Linked DNA regions of Homo sapiens: region 2 is linked to region 1. A link is an interaction called in ENCODE POLR2A ChIA-PET data of the cell type or tissue named here. Cell type or tissue: GM12878. All regions are shown on one strand. Links, peaks and the distances in the headings refer to the core of each region. The heading gives the core; the rest is flanking DNA. Region 1 overlaps TAGAP (T cell activation RhoGTPase activating protein). Region 2 overlaps LOC112267968.

What was found. ChIA-PET counts read pairs that join two places held together with the same protein. Peaks named below come from ENCODE experiments on the same cell type or tissue, not always from the same donor. Only the 100,000 strongest peaks of a DNase experiment are listed, where the experiment ranks them.
Region 2: POLR2A ChIA-PET joins it to region 1 with 5 read pairs; 15 of 35 experiments call an interaction of 5 or more read pairs at or near these places.

What each region holds. Positions count from the first base shown.
Region 1 is chr6:159,037,654-159,042,045 of GRCh38, forward strand. TAGAP (T cell activation RhoGTPase activating protein) reads right to left here. Exons shown (of 10, transcript NM_054114.5): 6 at 3,701-3,862; 7 at 3,070-3,179; 8 at 1,461-1,656; 9 at 461-575. TAGAP-AS1 (TAGAP antisense RNA 1) reads left to right here. Exons shown (of 5, transcript NR_183546.1): 4 at 3,266-3,402; 5 at 4,145-4,392. Among named protein-coding and RNA genes, the nearest start is that of TAGAP, 5.1 kb to the right of the region's middle. RefSeq lists silencers at 1,270-1,470, 2,130-2,330 and enhancers at 1,484-1,583, 1,594-1,643, 2,999-4,198. In GM12878, for the core only: no CTCF peak of the experiment used is centred there; DNase peaks (open chromatin) are centred at 1,468 and 1,788; H3K4me3 peaks cover 1,032 bases; H3K27ac peaks cover 2,955 bases.
Region 2 is chr6:159,114,703-159,119,094 of GRCh38, forward strand. All of the region lies in intron 1 of LOC112267968, which reads right to left. It overlaps LOC124901449, which reads left to right. Exons shown (of 5, transcript XR_007059837.1): 4 at 730-806; 5 at 1,072-1,557. Among named protein-coding and RNA genes, the nearest start is that of FNDC1, 53 kb to the right of the region's middle. RefSeq lists an enhancer at 1,898-1,967 and a silencer at 2,389-2,596. In GM12878, for the core only: no CTCF peak of the experiment used is centred there; a DNase peak (open chromatin) is centred at 1,909; H3K27ac peaks cover 385 bases.

The DNA of each region.
Region 1 (4,392 bases), core at 77-4,076:
ATAGGGAAAGGAAATGAGTAAAGGAGGGAGGAAGGAGAGAAAGAGAGGAGAGAATAAGAAAAGAGAGAACAGCATTTCACTGAAAATGTATTGACCTTAATTTTTAAAACTGCTCCTTTTACTGGACCCATTTTCATTGTGATGGAGTCATATCCCATGAAGTGGAAACAAAAGTTTCTCACTCCAACTCCAGAGCTAAAGGTAGCTTAGTGAAATCAGCAGTGATTTGCGATGTACACTGGGAAGGGGGAAAGACTATCTGTGGTCTGAGGAGGCGCTGCAGGAAAAGCCCGGAGCAGGGTTTTCATGTTTAATGACTTCCTAATGGACTGGAGTCTAGTCTGACTCGGTGATTTGTGAAGGTAACTTCTGCCTCAAATATCAGAGATGCTTTACATGACTGGCAGACTGGCATGAACTTTTCCCTACAATCGTAATCAAATGATAGCACATTCCATACCTGAACTGTCAGTGTGCTCCAGGGAGTCATCAGAAGTGATACTGGAATGCACTGGAATGTTCTCCCCAAATATTTCAAAGCAGTTATCAATGAGGAATTCCACCAGTGTCTTCACCTGTGAGGAAAAGTAAGCAATTTGTCAGCTTGAAGACTTTTTTTTTTTTTTTTTTTTTTTGGAGGTGAGGAAGAATGGGGACACTGGAGTCAGGTGCCAAAATGAGAATCTGAGATCTTTATGTGTCTGAAAAGAGCATACAGAAATTTGGTAACAATCAGATACTTTTTTTTTTTTTTGAGACAGGCTTTCACTCTGTCACCAGGCTGGAGTGCAGTAGCCTGATCTCAGCTCACTGCAACCTCTGCCTCCCGGGCTCAAGCGATTCTCCCGCCTCAGCCTTCCGAGCAGCTGGGACTACGGGCGCCCGCCACCACGCCTGGCTAATTTTTTCTATTTTTAGTGGAGACGGGGTTTTGTCATGTTGCCCAGGCTGGTCTCAAACTCCTGAGCTCAGGCAATTCGCCTGCCTCGGCCTCCCAAAGTGCTGAGATTTCAGACGTGAGCCACCATGCCAACAATCACATACATTAAAGTTAGATACTCCTTGGTGTTTTGAGACATGCATTTTAAATTTAAGAACTTAAAAAAATTTAAAGTATTAATAAAATTTTCATTTAAGTAAGTAGTGTCCCAGATTGATAGACTGATAGACTGTGGTGTACAAAACACAAAAACAAAAGGGCTTTTTTATATCGGGAGAGAGTGATGTAAATACTCGCAGCACTCATCTGTCTCACAGATGACAGAAGACACGGATTTATTCAGTTTCATTAGATACATGTATCTGAGAGAGTGGAACTATGACAAAAGCATTTTGCATTTTATATTTTCACTGTGATTCTGAGTCAGTTGGAGACATTCTGAAGCATTTTATTGCCTGGACTTGGCAAACAGATGGTGAGATCATAAGTTGGGGATTTCTCATCAGTAAGCAGAACAAACCTTGTTGTTCAGGTCCTTCTGGGCTTCAAATGACAGGCTCTGGTCATTCTCCAGGGTGAGCATGTTGGGTCCAATGCAGATGGCCAGATTGCTGGAGTCCATCCTGTTCACCTCAGAGTTCTTGCTGATGAGGTGCAGCACATAGACCAAGTGCTTGAGTAGCAGGAGGTTGGGCCGGGGGAGCTTATCTGCAACCCTGGAATAAAGTGAAGGGATGTTAGTTTTCAAAAAGGCTAATGGTCTTCAGTGTAGCAAGCTGAGAGTTTCTGCCGAAACCAGACTTCCTTTAAAATGAGGAAGGTGCATTTTCACAAGTAATATTGTGAAATGCTCATTCAGACACTTCCAGTGGCAACTGACACAGAGTGAGACTGGTTAACCACAAGGTCTTGAGGAGCTAAGAAACTGGCCTTTGTAATTGGGACACCAATAACACAGCCCTTTATTATTTATACAGAGCTTAAATTATGAAGCCAATCTGCATTAAACACCATAGTTTGCCTTTATGTTTAGAAAATAGTTTTGTTGAGTAATCATTTAGTCATGTAGAATTTCTTTCTGTTTCTAACACGACTAGACTGGTTTTCTTGCCTTAAAACAAAGACGGAAACAAAACTATAATTACCAAACGAAGATGACACATTTTTACAACATTCTGAGAAAGCTTTATGAAGACTAAATCAGTTTCTAAGGGCATGTTCATATAAGGCGGCACTTAAATCGCAACATTGTTTCTAATGATAAGAAATTAGACTTCTTAAAGTCTCACTTTTTCAAAAACGAAATGGTGATTATTTTCATTTCTCAGAAGAAGGAATTGTTATAAAAATGCCTTATGTCTAGGTAGAAACTCATTGTGATAATCTTAGAATTTTCATTTTGGGACAGACATTTTAATGTCTTCAATTCTATACATATGTCATTGAAAGTATTTAGCCATGTGGGACAATTATAACATTTAGATAAACTTTCATAGGATGTGACAACCATGCTGACATTTCAAAGCTTGGGTTTTAGAATTCTCTAGTCACTAACAGATCACACTTTCCATTGCATATGTTATTATTTTTACTCTCACTGGAATGTGTTATTATATAGTTTTCATTTGGGTTAATTATAAGAAGATGAAATATGCTGTGAAGTTTTATGAACAAAACAACTGCCCCCCACCACACTGTCTGGCTGCATCCTGAGGGATGTTTTATGGGAGAACTGTTGCCTTGCATGACACCAGTCAGTGTAGCTTAAAGATAATCCCGAATTTCTACACTTTGCTGGTGAGCCTGTGTTAAAGTTCTCAGGTCTGATTTTATCTCATACCTTTTTGAACATCTTACATTTTCAGACTTCCCTACCTCTTGGGATTTGTGAGGATTGAAGTTCGCTTTCTACTTTTTGAAGAAATATTTCATTTGGCTAAAATTAAAATTCAAAAGTCCAGGGCACCCTCTGGTTTTTGTTCTGGGAGTGGACGAGCAATTCCACTCGGATTCCCTAAACATCACAATTCTCATGGAACAGGGATCATGAAGCATTTAGAAAGCTGTGTAAAGAATCAAAAGACGGAGGTGATGTGGCCTGGCAATGACCGATGACTTTGATGACTTACTGTTTCAGGGCCTCGATTCTGTCCTCCTCGTCCTGCATCTCCAGAGCACCCATCCACTCCTCAAAGAGGTCGCTTGAAAGTAGCTTCCGGGGGATACTTCTGAGGAAGTCCTGGGGGATGAGAGTGGGCTGTTGGCCTATTGGTACTGTATGATGTCCCATGTCCTTGTTTTCACCCGGTTTTCGTTCCATCGCAGGGTGCTCTATGCTTAGCCCATCATAGATTGTGGCCCTTCATTCCTGCATTTGATGAATCCAGGGAACCCTCTCTCCAACACCCTTGGCCTCTCTGCAACTTTCTAACATCAGGCAGAGTCAGAGGCACCATCCCCAGGTGGGTGTGTTCTGAGGGGCCACTGGATTTTGACGTATGGATTCTGCCACGGAACAATCAAATTGCCCGTACTTGGCAAAGTTTTGGGAGAGCAGAATGCATCACTTTCTGTTGGAATCTGAGGTCACAGAAACAGAGGTGCTTACTAAATAAATAAATAAAGGGCTTAATGAAAAAAATTAAACTCCAAGATCAGTGTACCTTGCTGTGTGGGGAGAAGAGCCTATTTCTTGCATCCTGAGAATGAGTGTGTCAGGGCCCCTTGGCAGGTTATTTGGCGCAAGTGTGTTGAACTCACCTTAAAGACCACAGCGAGGAGGTGCACGGGGAGCCTCTCCAGATCCACCGCATCCCCAGAGTTGAGCTCCTCCTTCAGCTCCTTACGGGCTTTCTCGTTGGCTGCTCTCCTGAATATCCCTTCCGTTGAAGGGCCTTTAAGGCATAGAATAGTGAGAATGTCCTAAAGGAAACAGCAATAGGAACAGGAAAGGGTTACCCTTCTTCTTTAGTATACTGAGATAGTCTTAACAGGAATATTGATGTCAGATTTTGCTTTCAGTCCAGTTGCTGTCAATGGCCTTCCTCAACCCTGCTATTTTTCTAAGAGGAGGCAAATTGTGAAAGCTCTAATTTTGCACTTTCTAAAATCACTTTGGAGCTCTCTCCTTTCAAATACTTCCATATGAACATTGGATTTCAGATCACAAAGTCTATATTCTGTTTCCCCCTTTTGACTTTTCAGAAGCTACAAATCTTCAGCATTCTCCACTCTGTGAAGTCAGAGGAATGGCGGGACCATAGCTCTGAGCTCATTGGCAAATACAACTAATTTCAATTTCTGGAATGGAAGCAGTCAGATATTCTTCTGACTGCACGCGTATGTGGGAGTGCCATGTTGAAGAGTGGAAAATATGGAAGATCAGTCCCTACAAACTTAATAGGAGAATGACATTCAGATTTCCCGAGTATTTTGCATGTCCAACTGAAAAC
Region 2 (4,392 bases), core at 298-4,297, 77 kb after region 1:
GTGATATGATTTCATTTATGTGAAATATAAATAGAATAGGCAAATCTGTGAAGACAGAAGGCAGACTAGTGGTTGCCAAGGGCTCGAGCATGGGGGCAGTGCAGACAGACTGCTAATAGGTATAGGGTTTCTTTCTGGGGTGAGAAAAACGGTCTGGAATTAGATAGCAGCGATGGTTGCACAATGTTTTGATATGTGAATTTTATCTGAAGGAAAAAAAGTAAAAGTAAAACAAAAGACAAAACCAAAAACCTGTATCTCTTGCATGGCATTGAATTCTCTACTCTCTGCCACATTGTCTGTATTTCTACCCATTAGAGAGCCTTTGAGTTGAGAAATGCCTCATTGAATAGGCAAATGTCTTCCCAAAGCTATTAGTCGTTTGCACCTTAGAGTGAATTGGTTCGGAGAGGTTCTGTTTCTCCCAACCACCGAGAGAAAGATGCTTGGGAAGGAGGATGAGCTGCTGGAAACCAGCTCTGAGGAAGGAGCCAGCGGGAGCCATTAGCTTGGCTAATGTGGGAATCCTGTTGTCTCTACCTAGGCCAGTGGCCTGGGCTCTGGGATCTGGGCATAGAGGTGGAATGGTCAGGTGGCCCTTACCTCAACGGGTTCCACGGGGTCATCCCCAGGGGGCATTGTTTGGCTGTTTTGAGCTGTCTGCTTTTCCTCTGCTAAGTCACAAAGTAATTCATCATAGACTCTTCTTTTGTTATTTATCCCTTTTAGGGATCAGGACAGCATAGTGTGTCCTCTGTCTTGAGAAGTTCGCATCCAGCTCTGCCATGGACCAGCCATGCTCATGGGTGAGTTACTTAACCTGTCTGTGCCTCAGTTTCCTGTCTGTAAAATATCAGTAATAATAGTTCTTATTACCCAATTGGTCTGGTTGATAGAGTATTACACAAGTTACTCTAGGTGGAGTGCTGAGATTGCTTCTGGCCACTTCATGAGGGCTGTGTACTTGATATTATTAACAATTGTAAGACATTTAATGAAGACTCTGAGTGGTCGGTTCATCTTTTTAAAAAGCTCATGGAAGGAATAAATTCATTCTCTGTTTTCTTTCAGATTGCCTCTCATTTTGCTACGGACAGGAGACAGGAAAATACTGGGTAGAAGAGGGCGGTTCCCGACAAAGGCCCCAACCTCAAGCCTGAAGACCCACGACCCTAAATGAGGACAGCCATTTCTGATTTTGTGCCCAAAAATTTGCCTTTTGGCCTGCCACACCCAACATCTTGCCCCTATATAAACCCGAGACCTTAGCGGGCACACACACAATCAGCCAAATGTTGGGATTAGCAGACCAGTGGACCAGCGGACCAGCAGACCAGTTAACGGTGGAACAACGCAGCAGAGAAAGAGAGAAGAGGAGGGATGTCTGAATGCCAAGGGGAATTCGGCCGCGGGCAGTTAGAAAAGTCTGGCTGCTGGGCGGCCCGACTCTAGGGGAAGACCACCTTCCCACTCCATCCCCTGTTCTGGCTCCCCATCCATCTCCCTGAGAGCCACCTCTACCACTCAATAAAACCTTTCATTCATCCTTTGAGCCCATATGTGATTTGATTCTTTCAGGACGCTCAGCAAGAGCTCAGAATATAGAAGGTTGTCTCAGTGGTCCCCTGCCCTTGCGATAAGGCAGAGGGTCCATTGAGCTGATTAAGACACAAGCCCAGATGGCAAATCTGAAAGAGCTTTATAATACACACCCACTTGGGCTTGGGGAGTCACAGACACCCATTCCTAGATGCTGCCGTGGGGCCAGAGCCCAAAAGGGCTTTCCCTGGCCTCTGCACCTGCCCATCTGCATGCTCCCCCCAGGGTTTTGAGCTGTAGGCGAGCCACACCCCTGTTGCGCGTCCTGCCAAGGGGAATTGGGGAACTCTACTGTTTCAGTTTCATGTTCCCCATATTTGTCTGTTAGGCAGAGACTGCTTTTGAGTAAATTTCTTACAACTAACAAAAGAAATACGTTCTACTTTAAATTATATCATAATTCTGTGCCCCAATGGAAATAAAGTTTCCAAAGGAACAACACTTTTATAATTTTAAATGCATTTTAAGAAAAACAGTTCCATGGGTTGAGGATGCAGGAACGAGTGATTCTGAGGGCAAGGCTGCAGTTCTCAGGCTTGGTTAGCCGTTTCTATGAAGTGAGAATTTTGGCCTGAGAACCCAGGTTGAACCTCAGATGTGAGTAGATAATTCCAAATCTAGGAAATGCAAGTCGGTTTCCTTCAGAGGAGTTGGGAGAGCAGGTGACTTCAACCTCCAGCTCAGTAAGTCAGGGACCCGAGACTTTTCTGAGGTGCTCAGGGAAGGTATTTCACCCAGTTCTGCGGGATGGTTGCTGTGTGTGTGGAGGGCTGAGGAGCACCTCCCATGGCTTGCCAGTGCCTTGACAATTGGAGTCAACTCAAGAAGGAACGCCAGGGCTCTGTACCTCTGGAAACTTGGCAGTGAGAGATGAGCAGAGACATTCCTGAGCTGTCATTTGGCAACAGTTCCCCATGGAGCATGGCCTTGCTCTGAAATCAGCCTGTGTCTCCAGTGAGAAAGCCTCTGGCAAAATATTGCTTCATTTCATGAAGTCACAGCCTGGGGGATCTTTCTCATTCCGGAACAATCTTTCTGAAGCACCACAGGCTGATTCTATTTCAATCAGCAACAACTGGATTTCGGGCAACCACCCAAGGAACCCTCTTTATTGATATTTCAGGCCTTTAAGTTATATTACAGTCATATTCCGGCAGATATGATATGTATCAATAAGTCATGCTACAACAGGACAATGATTTTCTAAATATGTGGGAAATCTTCACTGATTCATGGAATCGGGGGGTCGCTGGGTTGACCTTGTGCCCCAAACCATCAGAAGTGAAGATGGGTTTGCTAAGTCAGGGTGTCACCAGTGACTGCCTCTCTGTTACGCAAATCACTACATACTTAATGCCACGAGCTAGCCAGTTCCTGCATTGAGTCTGGGTGGCTACGCATCAGTGGAAAAGCATTGCTGATATCAGTCCCTCATGAGATGGTGCCCTCGTGGCCAAGCAGGAAACAGAATCAAGCACTGCATGTGGCCCTGACTTGGTGTGGGGATGGTGGCCTCAATGAGTTAGCAAGAGCAAGGGGCAGGTCATGATGTGACCCACAATGATTAGCAATAACGAGGAGGGGCCCTGGCTACCAAGAGGAAACTGACTCCTGCTCAGGGACTGTCCCTGTTGATGCCATGCCAAGATCATTCCATCCTTTGGCAACAGACCTGGTCTTGGACAACCACCAGCCCATGAAACTCTTTCTCCCGTAGTCTCTTTGGCTTCCCAAGGGAGCAAAGCACTAATCCTAATCTTTCAAATTGCTGTGCCTGGGACCAGCTAGGGGGAGACACCAAGTTTCCGTCTCAGGGTTGCCTGTGTCTCTCTGGGGGGAGACAGACCTCATAGAGGAGTCTAGAACAATCCCATCCCTAATCTTTACCAAAATGATAAATGACCAAAAACATCTCCGAGCCACCCTTGGAAAAGAAGATTATTTCCTCCTTCTCCAGGAGTCTCTGCCTGCTTCTAGATCCCTGGAATAACCCTTATTTTTAATTCATCAGGATTAAAAAGAAAAGAACTCATTATGGGGTAATTCTGAGTTTGGGCGTTAGCAGAGAGCAGGGTGGGACTGGGTACAGGAGCATTCTTAGTGCTCATGGCCCTTGCCCAATTCTATTCCTCTCTGTGCTTCTTCTCATCCCCTCCCCAAGCCCATCAGGTGCTGAAGAGGCCATGGGAAAACCCATGCTCCCTAGTGGCCCTCCAGTGGCTCTCCTTGTGGACGCTGTGGCCTCTTTGTTATAAGCATTATAGGCAGTGCATGATAAGAAACTTAACTATGAAGGGAAAAGCCAGATATAAACATTTAAAATGACAAAGATACTGCAAGACAGGGCAAGAATCTCTCCCTTGATATCTAGCAGTGAAAGAGGAAGGAGGATGCCCACCTTGGGACAGACCGTGAGGCCAAGGCTGAAGGTTAAATGAACTCCCTAACTGCAAACTAGACCAGCCCCCATATGTCCTTTAGCTGTATCTTCTCTTCCAAAATCTTATACTGTAGCAATTTTAGGTCATTGTCCTTAGCTTTGAAATTGTTTAAAGAAACTGAAGGAATAGCAAAAATTTAGGTTGCTTTTTCTTCTGCCTGAAATTTTAGAAGATTCTTCAAAGAAGCCTGTCTGAACTGAATACCCCAATATCACAGGCCACATACAACTTGTATTTATCTGTTCTCATGCTGCTATAAAGAACTTCCCAAGACTGGGTAATTATAAAGGAAAGAGCTTTAATTGAATCACAGTTCCACAGGGGCTGGGCAGGCCTTAGGAAACTTACAATC